Regions from separate parts of the Homo sapiens genome. Here region 1 is linked to region 2. Evidence: read pairs that join two places in POLR2A ChIA-PET (ENCODE). Cell type or tissue: PC-9. All regions are shown on one strand. Links, peaks and the distances in the headings refer to the core of each region. The heading gives the core; the rest is flanking DNA.

Evidence for each region. ChIA-PET counts read pairs that join two places held together with the same protein. Peaks named below come from ENCODE experiments on the same cell type or tissue, not always from the same donor. Only the 100,000 strongest peaks of a DNase experiment are listed, where the experiment ranks them.
Region 1: POLR2A ChIA-PET joins it to region 2 with 7 read pairs; 3 of 35 experiments call an interaction of 5 or more read pairs at or near these places.

Annotation. Positions count from the first base shown.
Region 1 is chr7:77,546,372-77,551,876 of GRCh38, forward strand. All of the region lies in intron 1 of PTPN12 (protein tyrosine phosphatase non-receptor type 12), which reads left to right. Among named protein-coding and RNA genes, the nearest start is that of PTPN12, 12 kb to the left of the region's middle. In PC-9, for the core only: no CTCF peak of the experiment used is centred there; no DNase peak of the experiment used is centred there; H3K27ac peaks cover 303 bases.
Region 2 is chr7:77,310,808-77,316,051 of GRCh38, forward strand. GSAP (gamma-secretase activating protein) reads right to left here. Exons shown (of 31, transcript NM_017439.4): 27 at 3,563-3,682; 28 at 2,681-2,742; 29 at 1,294-1,395; 30 at 1,034-1,133; 31 at 1-642. The coding sequence ends at 551. Among named protein-coding and RNA genes, the nearest start is that of CCDC146-AS1, 65 kb to the left of the region's middle. In PC-9, for the core only: no CTCF peak of the experiment used is centred there; no DNase peak of the experiment used is centred there.

The sequences.
Region 1 (5,505 bases), core at 293-5,292, 240 kb after region 2:
ACTTGATAAGGTAAATCAGGTGATATGCAATTTCTAAACCACTAGTCTTTTCCAAATATGAGTTGAACTCCTCTTCCAGCATTTTATATTTCCTGTAGTATTTAAGTTTCTTTAGATTCATGCAGTCAAACCTTGACAATTATCTCCTTCCTTCTGAAATCACACAAAAATCTTGTTTGCATTTGTACAGTATTGTAGGGTCTGTAGCTGGCCTATGGCAGATATAAGAAGCAAACAGTAGTTGCTCCCTAAAAGTTTTTTTTGGAGAAAGTGGAGTGTGGACTGTATTAGTCCATTTTCACACTGCTATGAAGAACTGCCCGAGACTGGGTAATTTATAAAGGAAAGAGGTTTAATTGACTCACAGTTCAGCATGGCTGGGGAGGCCTCAGGAAACTTACGATTGTGGTGGAAGGTGAAGGGGAAGCAAGGCACCTTCTTCACAAGGTGGCAGGAAGGAGAATGAACATGGGAGGAACTACCAAACATTTGTAAAACCATCAGATCTTGTGAGAACTCACTATCAGGAGAATAGCATGGGGGATTATAATTACATAGGGATTATAATTCAAGATGAGATTTGGTGGGGACACAAAGCCTAGTCATATCGTGGACCATGATAATCTCAGAGGCTTTGGGAAGTGTGCTAATATCTACATTTCCTGTAATAACTTTTATATCTAATCGGCATTTAAAAAGCTATTTTAACAACATTTGAGTGACTGTCCTGATAGGCTCTGAAGGAATGCAAAGATTTGTCTCTGTCATCCATCCATGGTCTCTGTCATCCATCCATGGTCTCTATCATTTATCCATTCATACAGAAGGTATTTATGGAGATACCTGAGTGCCCACTATGCCCTAGGTACTGTGTTTTTGAATTGACAGTTGAAAACATGGCAGTACTCTGTTCAGGAAGTTTACTAACTGAACAGACCTGTGAGAAGCAGCGGGACTTTTCCTGGGGGCAGTGGGTGGGCTTCAGGGGAATCTTTGAACCCTTTTAAATTATATATAATATTTTTTGTGTGTAAGCCCATTTTAGGGGGAAGAAAGTTCATAGCTCTTAGTTTCTCAAGGAGTTTGGGTCCCTTAGACTAGTGGAAAGATAAGGAGTTTAGGAGCTATACAGTCATTAATTTCTATCCTGGCCCTGCTGTGATTCTGAGCAGATTATCTAGAGAAGTTGGGGCTCTAATACCTACCTGGAAAGAACAAGATAATATATGTAAAGTTTCTAACATAGTATATAGAAGGTAGTCAAAGGAATTTGAGATGACATACTGCTCCAGTGGAAGTATATTCGGAATATAAGCCAGAGAGACAGGAGAGCCTAAATCTGTCTGAATAGATCATGGACAGTTTCCACAAAGATGCTACATTTGAGCTGGTTTTTGAAGGAAGAGTTTGTCAGGTGAACTAGGTGAGTAAAAGGCAACAACACTTTCAAAGACTTGGAGATAAACAGAGATAGAACTGTGGGTTTTAGATGGGAAGAACAGGGTCAGTGTGTATAAAATAAGAAAATCTTATGTACCCAAATAATAGGATTTCCAAAGGAATATCAGCTTAAATGCTATTATGAAATTGGCCTGTGTTCCTGAGTGTTTTGATGAGGAGTGTTTTGATGTTCCATTATTATGGCATAGTTGTTTGATCTTACAGTAGGACCTTTTAAAAATTGAGTCCTTGTCACATGGTAAATGTTCTTAAATCTGGTAATTTTACTTTATCTCAGGTATATAAAGTAGTACTCTCTCTGTTTACACAGTTCTTAGATGACTAGATTAGTGTTTCTCATTGGCATCTATCAGATATGTTTAAAGTGCCCTGTAGAAAGAAATTACATTTAAAAAGCCTTCAGGACTAAGGCAGCTTATTTATAATGGTGGGTCTCTTGCTTAGTTTGGATTCCTCAGCGAATTGAGTTTTCCATAAGATGACTCTGAAGAGGTTTTGAGACTGCATTTGTGACCAGAACCAACGTGAGAAAGGAAGGGAGTTCTAGGTCACATGCTACAAAACCATGAAGAATAACTTCTCTAGACACCTTCTTCCCCATTGTGTATGTTGGTTTTACTCCTGACGTCATAAACTCTTTAGTGTTAGAAGGAACATAAAAACTGTTTAGAAATTAAGGAGCTTGTTACAGGTCTTGCCATAGAAAGGTGGTGGAACTGGGTTAGACCCAAGTTAGGAAAGCAGATGCTTTTTATATGACATGATGCTGCTTAGGCCAACATTTTCAGTCTTAGGGAAAAAGTCAATAAAGCCCCACTTCCTACCCCCCTAGAGTAGAGCATAAATATCCTCAAAATTACAAAAAAAGTTTTCTGTCAGTATAGATTTTTGGTTGCAGCCTACTTCCAAAAAGTAGCTTAAGTGAAGAAAGAATTTATTGCAATGGAATACTGCCCTTGAGCAGGTTGAAGCATCAGAACCAAGAAATAGAGAGCCTGGGTGACTCCTCTCTCCATGCCAGCCTCTTTGTCTTTCTATGGTTTTCAAGTTTCCATGTCTCTGGGGCTGCTTGGATACTTCTCTTTGCTTCTCTGCACACCTGCTTTACTATTACCTCTCTCTGCATTTTGACTTTCACTGTTTTGGCCTGCATGTGCTGAATAAAGACATCCCTTATGGTAATCTAACCTGTCTCATTCACTTTTATCTCAAATTATGGAAAGAGCTCAGAATGACTAGAATTGCTACATCTTGTTTTCAATTTCCTGAAGAAAATAACCAACTTGCCAGTGAGATGGGTGTTGTATAAGGTGGTGAGCTTATTCATATGTGTATGGAAGGAAGGAACTTTTTTTAGAGAAAGGAAGGGATGGCTTGATAACTAGGCGGGCAGTCCAAAGAGTGTCTAGTAGAGAATCCTTGAAGCAAAATTGAAAAAAAATTTACTATTTTAAGGTTTCAGCTCCATATGAACTCCACCCACCTTCTTTCAGAGATGGAAAAAGCACAAAGAGTCCTTGTGACTTGAGAGAACAATTTGTTGGCTCTGGCAGAGCATTATTTCACATTTACAGTTAGACATTAAACATCAGGCAAAATTTTAAGGTTTCTGTGTAGCAAACTAAAATTAAGATTATCTATAAGCTGCTTATTTATGGTACCTAAATTTAAATTATAATTTTTCAACATTAAAATATGGAACCTTCTTGCAAGGAAATCCTGTTTTAAAGTTTGGGTTTTTGTTTGTTTGTTTTTTTTTTTTTTAAGAGATAGGGTCCTGCTTTGTCACACAGGCTGGAGTGCAGTGGTGTAATCATAGCTCACTGCAGCCCTGACCTCCTGGGCTCAAGTGATCCTCTCACCTCACTCCTGAGTAGCTAGGACTACAAGCATGTTGCCACCATGTCCTACTAATTTTTTTACCTTTTTTGTAGAGACGAGGTCTTACTATGTTGCCCAGCTGGTCTCAGACTCCTGGCCTAAAGCAATCCTTCCATCTTGGCTCCCCAAGTGCTGGGATTATAGGTGTGAGCGACTGTGCCTGGCCCTAAGGATCACTTTTATCAAAGTAGTCACTATGATTTACTCCCTGATCATATGTCAGAAATATATCACTATCTGAAAAACTAACATATTTTCTTCACAATAGGTTTTGCATTGTTAAAATTATCCTAACTATAGTTCTTTTAGTTCATGAATCATCTAAAATTTATGTGTTACTATATTCATTGTGTTTGCCTGGCTATTAGTGTGCCTGTCTTTGTGCCTGTGTGTCTGCCTGCCTGCCTTTGTGCCTCCCTTTGAAATTCTATTTGCCTACTCACCTTTCTCTACCTACTCAGTCAGTTGGTTGTCTGTGCCCAAGATTTATTAATGTGTGTTAACGTGTGGGTAGTAGAGATAGACTGGAAGGTACTTTGTAGTTTAGAAATGTCTGTAATTTACACCTAGTTGTTTGTAATTCATCTAATACGGTAAATAGATTATACAAGGGGACTTCAAAAAGCTCATGGAAAAATGGAATTAAGTAAATAAATGTTATTTATTAATAAATTTATAAATAGACTAAAATTAAAATATAAAGTTAATTTCTGAACATAAACTCCATCAGTTTACTTTTATAAGTGATGATACACCAACCATTTTGTTTATCCCTAAGAACTGAGGGTCCTAGAAATTTAACCATTTCAATGCAGTTTTTTTACATTATTAACTGAAGAGTAATGAATGCCCTTTAAAGATTTTTTTGAGATTAGGAAACAAAACGAAGGCAGAAGGAGCCAAATCAGGACTGTAAGGTGGATGCCTAATGGCTTCCCATCTGAACTCTCACAAAATTGCCCTTGTTTGATGAGAGGAATGAGCAAGAGGCATTTTTGTGGGTAGAAAAGGACTCTGGTGACGCTTTCTTGGATGTTTTTCTGCTAAAGATTTGGCTGACTTTCTCGAAACACTCTCATAATAAGCAGATGTTGTCTTTCCTTGGCCCTCCAGAAAAATCAACATGCATAATGCCTTGAGCATCCCCAGAAACTGTTGCCATGAGCTTTGCTCTTGACTGGTCCACTTTTGCCTTGACTGGACCACTGCCACCTCTTGGTAGATTGCTTTGATTGACTTTGTCTTCAGGATCATACTGGTAAAGCCATGTTTCATCTCCTATTACAGTCCTTTTAAGAAATGCTTCAGGATCTTGATCCCACTTGTTTATTTATTTATTTATTTATTATTTTTCATTTTGTTTTTGAGATGGAGTCTCGCTCTGTCACCCAGGCTGGGGTGCAGGGGCATGATCTCTGCTCACTGCAGTCTCCGCCTCCTGGGTTCAAGCGATTCTCCAGCCTCAGCCTCCCAAGTAGCTGGGATTACAGGTGTGCGCCACCACACCCAGCTAATTTTTGTATTTTTAGTATAGACAAGGTTTTGCCATGTTGTCCAGGCTGGTCTTGGACTCCTTACCTCAGGTAATCCACCCGCCTTGGCCTCCCAAAGTGCTGAGATTACAGGCATGACAGTTTAACATTTCCATTGAAAGCTCTGCTCTTGTCTGTAGCTATCTGGGTGCAATCATTTTGGCACCAACTGAGTGGCAATTTGTTCAGCTTTAATTTTTCAGTCAGAATTGTGTAAGCTGAGCAACTTAAGATGTCTGTGGTGTTGGCTATTGTTTATGCTGTTAATTGCAGGTTCTCTTCAGTTAGGGCAAGTGACAAGATGAATTTTTTTCTCAAAAATCAATGTGGATGGTCTGCTGCTACAGGTTTCTTCAACATCACGTTGTCCTTTCTTAAAAAGAGGCATCCATTTGTAAGCTGCTGATATTTGGGGCATTGTCCCCATAAACTTTGCTTCACCATTCTTCCATCCAAGCTTTGCCATAAATTTGATGTTTTGTTCTTGCTTCAGTTTTTTAGCAGAATTCATGTTGTTCTGATAGGGGCTCTTTTCAAACTGATATCTTATACTTCTTAGTGCTTCAAATGAGATCCTGTTCATCAGACATGTTATAAGAAGTTAGTATGAGTTTATTTTGGTGCAAAACAA
Region 2 (5,244 bases), core at 1-5,000:
TAAAAAAAAATAAATATGTTTCATCTGAATTCACAAAGACAAACCCTGCTGCAAATACTAAGTACAAATTATTCTGTACTGGACATGGCAAATCTGATTTAGTACAAATTCAGTTTTTAAAAGGACCCTCTTTCCAAATAGTGTTCTTATGTAACATTTAATTTTTATGCCTATTATTTCAATGACACACCTAGTTTTTGCTTTTCTAAGCACTGTTCCCTACATTTTTAAAGCATATTTTATTTCAGAGTGCAACAGAAACTAGCTTGTGGCCTATTAAGCTACTAGGAAGAGCATCGTTTATGCCACTGTATGCCTTCTTAGGCCATTTATCATTTCTCTACACTTGATTGCTCACTGGCTATTCAAAATTGGAATGTGATACAGCAGTTCTGTCTGAACGTGTACCAACCTGAAACTCACATGGCTAAACAATTATGGCTAAACTATTTTTGTTACCAATTTTAAATATTGTTAAAGAATTCTCAAAGGAGTAAGGTTAATGAGCAAGATTAAAATGGCAGCAGCAGATCCAATTGCGTTTTCTTTTTCATAAGCCTAAAAGCATCGCGGTGTGTTTCAGAGCTGCTTCCTCTACAAATTCTGCATCCACATTGTCATGTCCTTCAAAAGGATACAGGGCTGGAAAAAAATGGGGAGAGGGCAGGGAAAAAGGGTTACCATGGGTCCGTGAAACATTTATAACTTTGTGCTCACAGCTCATTAAAATCATAATTGTATTTTAGTAAAATGAATTTTTTAAGAATGTGTTCTTAAATTTAAACTTCAGCACCAAGAACATTTGCATCAACCAAATGGGCTTTAAACCTCTTGACTCTTTTAAAACTTCAGAGGTGATTATTTGGTAATTTACTCTAGGTAGTAAATTTGGTACTGCTAATGTAAACCAATTGCTATAAGGGTCTACTTGTATGTTAAAAGGATTTTGGAAAGAAGACAAAGAAGTGAATAGGGAAGGACTGATGTGTCAAGGGAAAAGTGGTAAGACCCTGAGAACAGGGGAGTAAATTACCTTGATTGGAGGACTCTATATCTGTCAGAATTTCAATGAAGTAGTTCAGAGGCAGAAATTCTACACTGAACGATGACTTGTTAATCATAGAATTCCGAGGCTAAAAGGGAAACCACTTCTGGTGTAAGCTGATTCTCCACAATAAGCACAATTTTAAAATAAAGTGATAAGAACTGTAATTGCTGTCCATACAGATATGTTGTCACGGGCAAACAGGATCCTAAAAACATTTAGTTGGCTGTGCTTTCAGAGAAACTCACCTGTTTCTTATAGTTCTGAAGCAGTCGCGTCACGTGGTTCCGCGAAATGATGTTAGAACTCATAGGATGATCCCAAAGTCTACAAATCTTCTGCCCAATAAGCTATTATGCAAATTGAAAAAAATGTAGCGAATACCACACACTATATTAAGTAAACACACCTTATATCTATTCATAATTTTAAAAGTATTATTCCAAAGTAGCTGGTTAGTCTCCAGGCCCTTGATGATTAAGGACCCTTGGAGAAATGCCATGTTCCTATGAAGTTTCTATGAGGGAGTAAATACTCTCTCAAACGCTACATTGAGGAAAGTGGTTTATACACTGATGTTGCCAAACCCTTTTACTGAAATGGAGTTTATCTGCTGCTCTTCAAAACCAGAGATGGGCATGCCAACTCTGATGTTTTGACCGGAAACTAAGGGGGGTACGCATGTTTATATCAACTTCTCTGCCATTGTCTTGCCTAGAAAATTTTAATTCCCTAAGAGTACTGGGGAAATAAACAAATTTGGAGACCAAATTAAATATTCAGCAATGTTTCCCAGAGAGATCTAGCTATGGAAAATATGCTTTGTTTTCTATTCTTGCCTTTGCTTCAGTAAGCCTGTGAGTGAGGGGCAAGGGCCACTACAGAGCAGGGCGATTAGGTCCAGAAAGGTAACAGACAGCCGTTCGTGAGAGGACAGTGCCAGAGGTGCAAGTGTGCAAGGCATGTACACAGCAGATGGAGCTGGCTAAGGCTCTCCAGGTCAGGAAGTTTGCAGAGTTAGAGGCTCGGAAGACCTTGCTGTGGAATTTCATATTTTCATAGTATCTCTGACTCTAAGTGTTGATATTCCCTTGTGTTTCTCATTCTTCTTTTGACCTAGGAATGTCTTCCTACCATGTCATATTTTCATAGTATCTCTCACTCTAAGTGTTGATATTCCCTCATGTTTCTCATTCTTCCTTTGACCTAGGAATGTCTTCCTACCATGGTAGAAATGCAGTAAGGGGAAATACAGGTCTAGAACCTTCTGTCCTCACCTGTATTCCAATGTATCCAAGTTAAATCTGTTTAAATGCCAAAAGCACGTTTCCCCTTCTCCCTCCCTCTCAGACTCAGATGTAAATATTAGTGTGGTTTCCTAAGAGGCAAAAATGGCTTAATGTTCTCACTGGACTGTGCCAAGGCAGTGCAGAGCCAGAGAGCAAGTGCTTTGTAGGCCAAGTGGGAAACAGCTAACAGAGGGCTGGGGACGGGTGGGATTTCTTGGAAGTGTTGAAAAGTGAAACAATTCAATTGACTTTAACCCAAAGCAAGTAAATGCTCTTTTTGCAAGAAGAAATTGAAGGAGGGTAATGCCAAAGCTTAGGGAGAAAATAAAATGTAACTCAGTATTACCGGAGGAAGCCGCACAATGATACTGAATTTCAGTTTTTCATTTTTCTCTGTATTATCCAGATCTACAAGAAAGTTAGAGATTAGCAAATGAAACAAATACCCATTTTGATACTTTAGCAAGTTAATATTAATACTTGAGTGGTTCATCTTGATAGGACATATCCCAACTGTGTATTCTCAAGCTAATCTAACAGCATTTTGGAAATTTTACTCTGACTCTCTGAATAAAAAGGGATTTTTCTATAACAGGCTGCCAGGTACAAAGCAATTTTATTGACTAACTTAAAACAGAAGGTACCTTGAGGAATGACAAATGCTTTCATATAAACAAAAATCATCTTAAAATACAATTGAATAATTTGAGTGATTATACTACAGAATTTAAAGTTCAAATTCATTTAATTGCCCCTCTCAATAATTTTCCTTGCATTTCTAGTCTAACTTTGAGATGACAGAGTTAATCAGCTGAAAATAAGCCATTTCGTGACATTTTCTTGAGAAACAAGCCTGCAGAGGTTCCTAGCCTCAAGTGCCCTCTTGCACAGAAAAGGAATCTAATAGTTGTATGTGGATTGAAAAGTCCCTTAGGACCTCGTGAAGGGCTCAGAAACCTTAAATTGGCCCAAAAGATGATTACAGGGAATGGATTGTGCTCACAGGACCAGCTGTATAATTTGTGGGGCTCAGCACAAAATGAACACGAGCAAGCCCTCGTTCAAATACTACTAAGAATTTCAAGATGTAATGCAGCATTAAACTGAGCAGGGCACTCTTCTGAGTGCAGCCAGGCTCTTGGTGACTGCACAGGTTGCACACCCAAGAAGCTAGCCTTGGTGGTGCTCAGGCTGGAACTAGCACTCTGGCAAACTCAGGGCTTCTTACCTTTCATGAGCCTTATGACAGCTGTTTCAGTGAGAAGCAACACTCCACTGTCAATGCAATGCAGCAGGTTATGCAAAGGGAGACACTGGACCCCGAGGATGGTGTGCAGAGTATGAAAACCTAGGATGAGAGATCTGGAGGGTAAACACAGTCAGCCAACATCTCCAGCAGCCCCCGGGGAATGGATTAGATCATGTTAATAAAGCACTTAGTTCAGTGCTTGGTGCCTGGAACCAACTGAATTTCTTGAAAACAAGGTCCAAGTTTCCTTCTCTGTATTATTCGTAACTAAATATCACGCTGGGTCTATAGTAAGTTTCCGGTAAGTATACATTCCTTGCTCCTTGGGTCTCTTCCTGCACAGAAACAGAGCAAGGGCCTGCTCAATGGTTTTACGGTTTGATATGTTTGTGATTCTACAGTAAGATAGCAAAAGAGTACAGAAGCATTTCAGATTTCGTATGTCCAGACTAAAAGGTTGTTGGGATGAGGACCATTTTGCTGAAGGGAAACAAATTTGGACCAGAAGGCAATAGTTTATATGGCTTATCTCTGGGTATGCCCTAGAGAAAGGCTTTTAGAGTCTACTTGGACTAAAGTATAGAAAAGAAAGAATTAAGACAATATGGCCAGATAGTAAATTTATAGGAATTCAATTGAGAGGCAGGCATTCTCAAGCCTGTCTCACGGGTAGAGCTACCCACAGAAACCCAGATCTCTAAGTATACTACTACTGACAACAGATAAAAACATCATGCATGGGAGAAGGTATCAGACCAGGAGAGAATCAAAACAGCTCTCTTGGAAGTGATGGCATTTGCGGGGAGCTTCAAAGGACAGATGCAATTCCTATCAGTGGAAATGAGTGCGGACAGTAGAAAAAGCCAGGTTTGGCATGAGCAGCCCTAGGCCAGAATCCAGCTGTATTACTCACCAGCTGCAGGCAACTAAGCCTTTCTGAGCCTCCATTTCTTCATCTCTAAATTGGAACCACCAGTACCTTTCCCACAGGGCTGCTTTGAGAACTAGAGCCAGGTCTGTGAAGAGCCTAGCATGCAATATAACAATAGCGACCCATACTGGACATGTACCAAGGCTTTCAACCTGTGTCCTGGCTCATCTGATCCTCATACAAAAGTATGGGGTGGGAATTACTAGATTCCCATTTCATAAATGGAAAAACCAAAAGCCAAGATTCACAGGAGCTAGGCAACTTGCCCAGGATCACAGAAATAATAATGTGTAAGTTGAAATTTGCATCAACTGTGTGATTGTAGGGTAGGCTTTCAACCATAATGTCACTGTTAATAACTGGCAGCTGTGTTAATAGAACATGAACAGAGGTCCGAAGATGAGAAAGCACAGGGCATATTCAGAAAATAGTAAATGATCCAGCTGGGTTGGAATCATATTAGAGGAGAGAAAGATTAAGAGGTAAGGTTGGAAAAGCTAATTTATTCAGCACATCCCTTCCACACACCTGGCAAGGGGCTAAGAGTATAAAAATGAGCAAAACAGGCACAACTGCTGCTCCCATACACCTTGCAGTCTGCTGGGGGAGGCAGACAATCAATTACAAAAAATAGACATTTTTAAAAATGTGACCAGTTCTGTGCTTATGAGTGCAGGTGACAGAGGTTGAATGCTGAATGATAGAGATTTATTAATTTGAGAGACTTTGA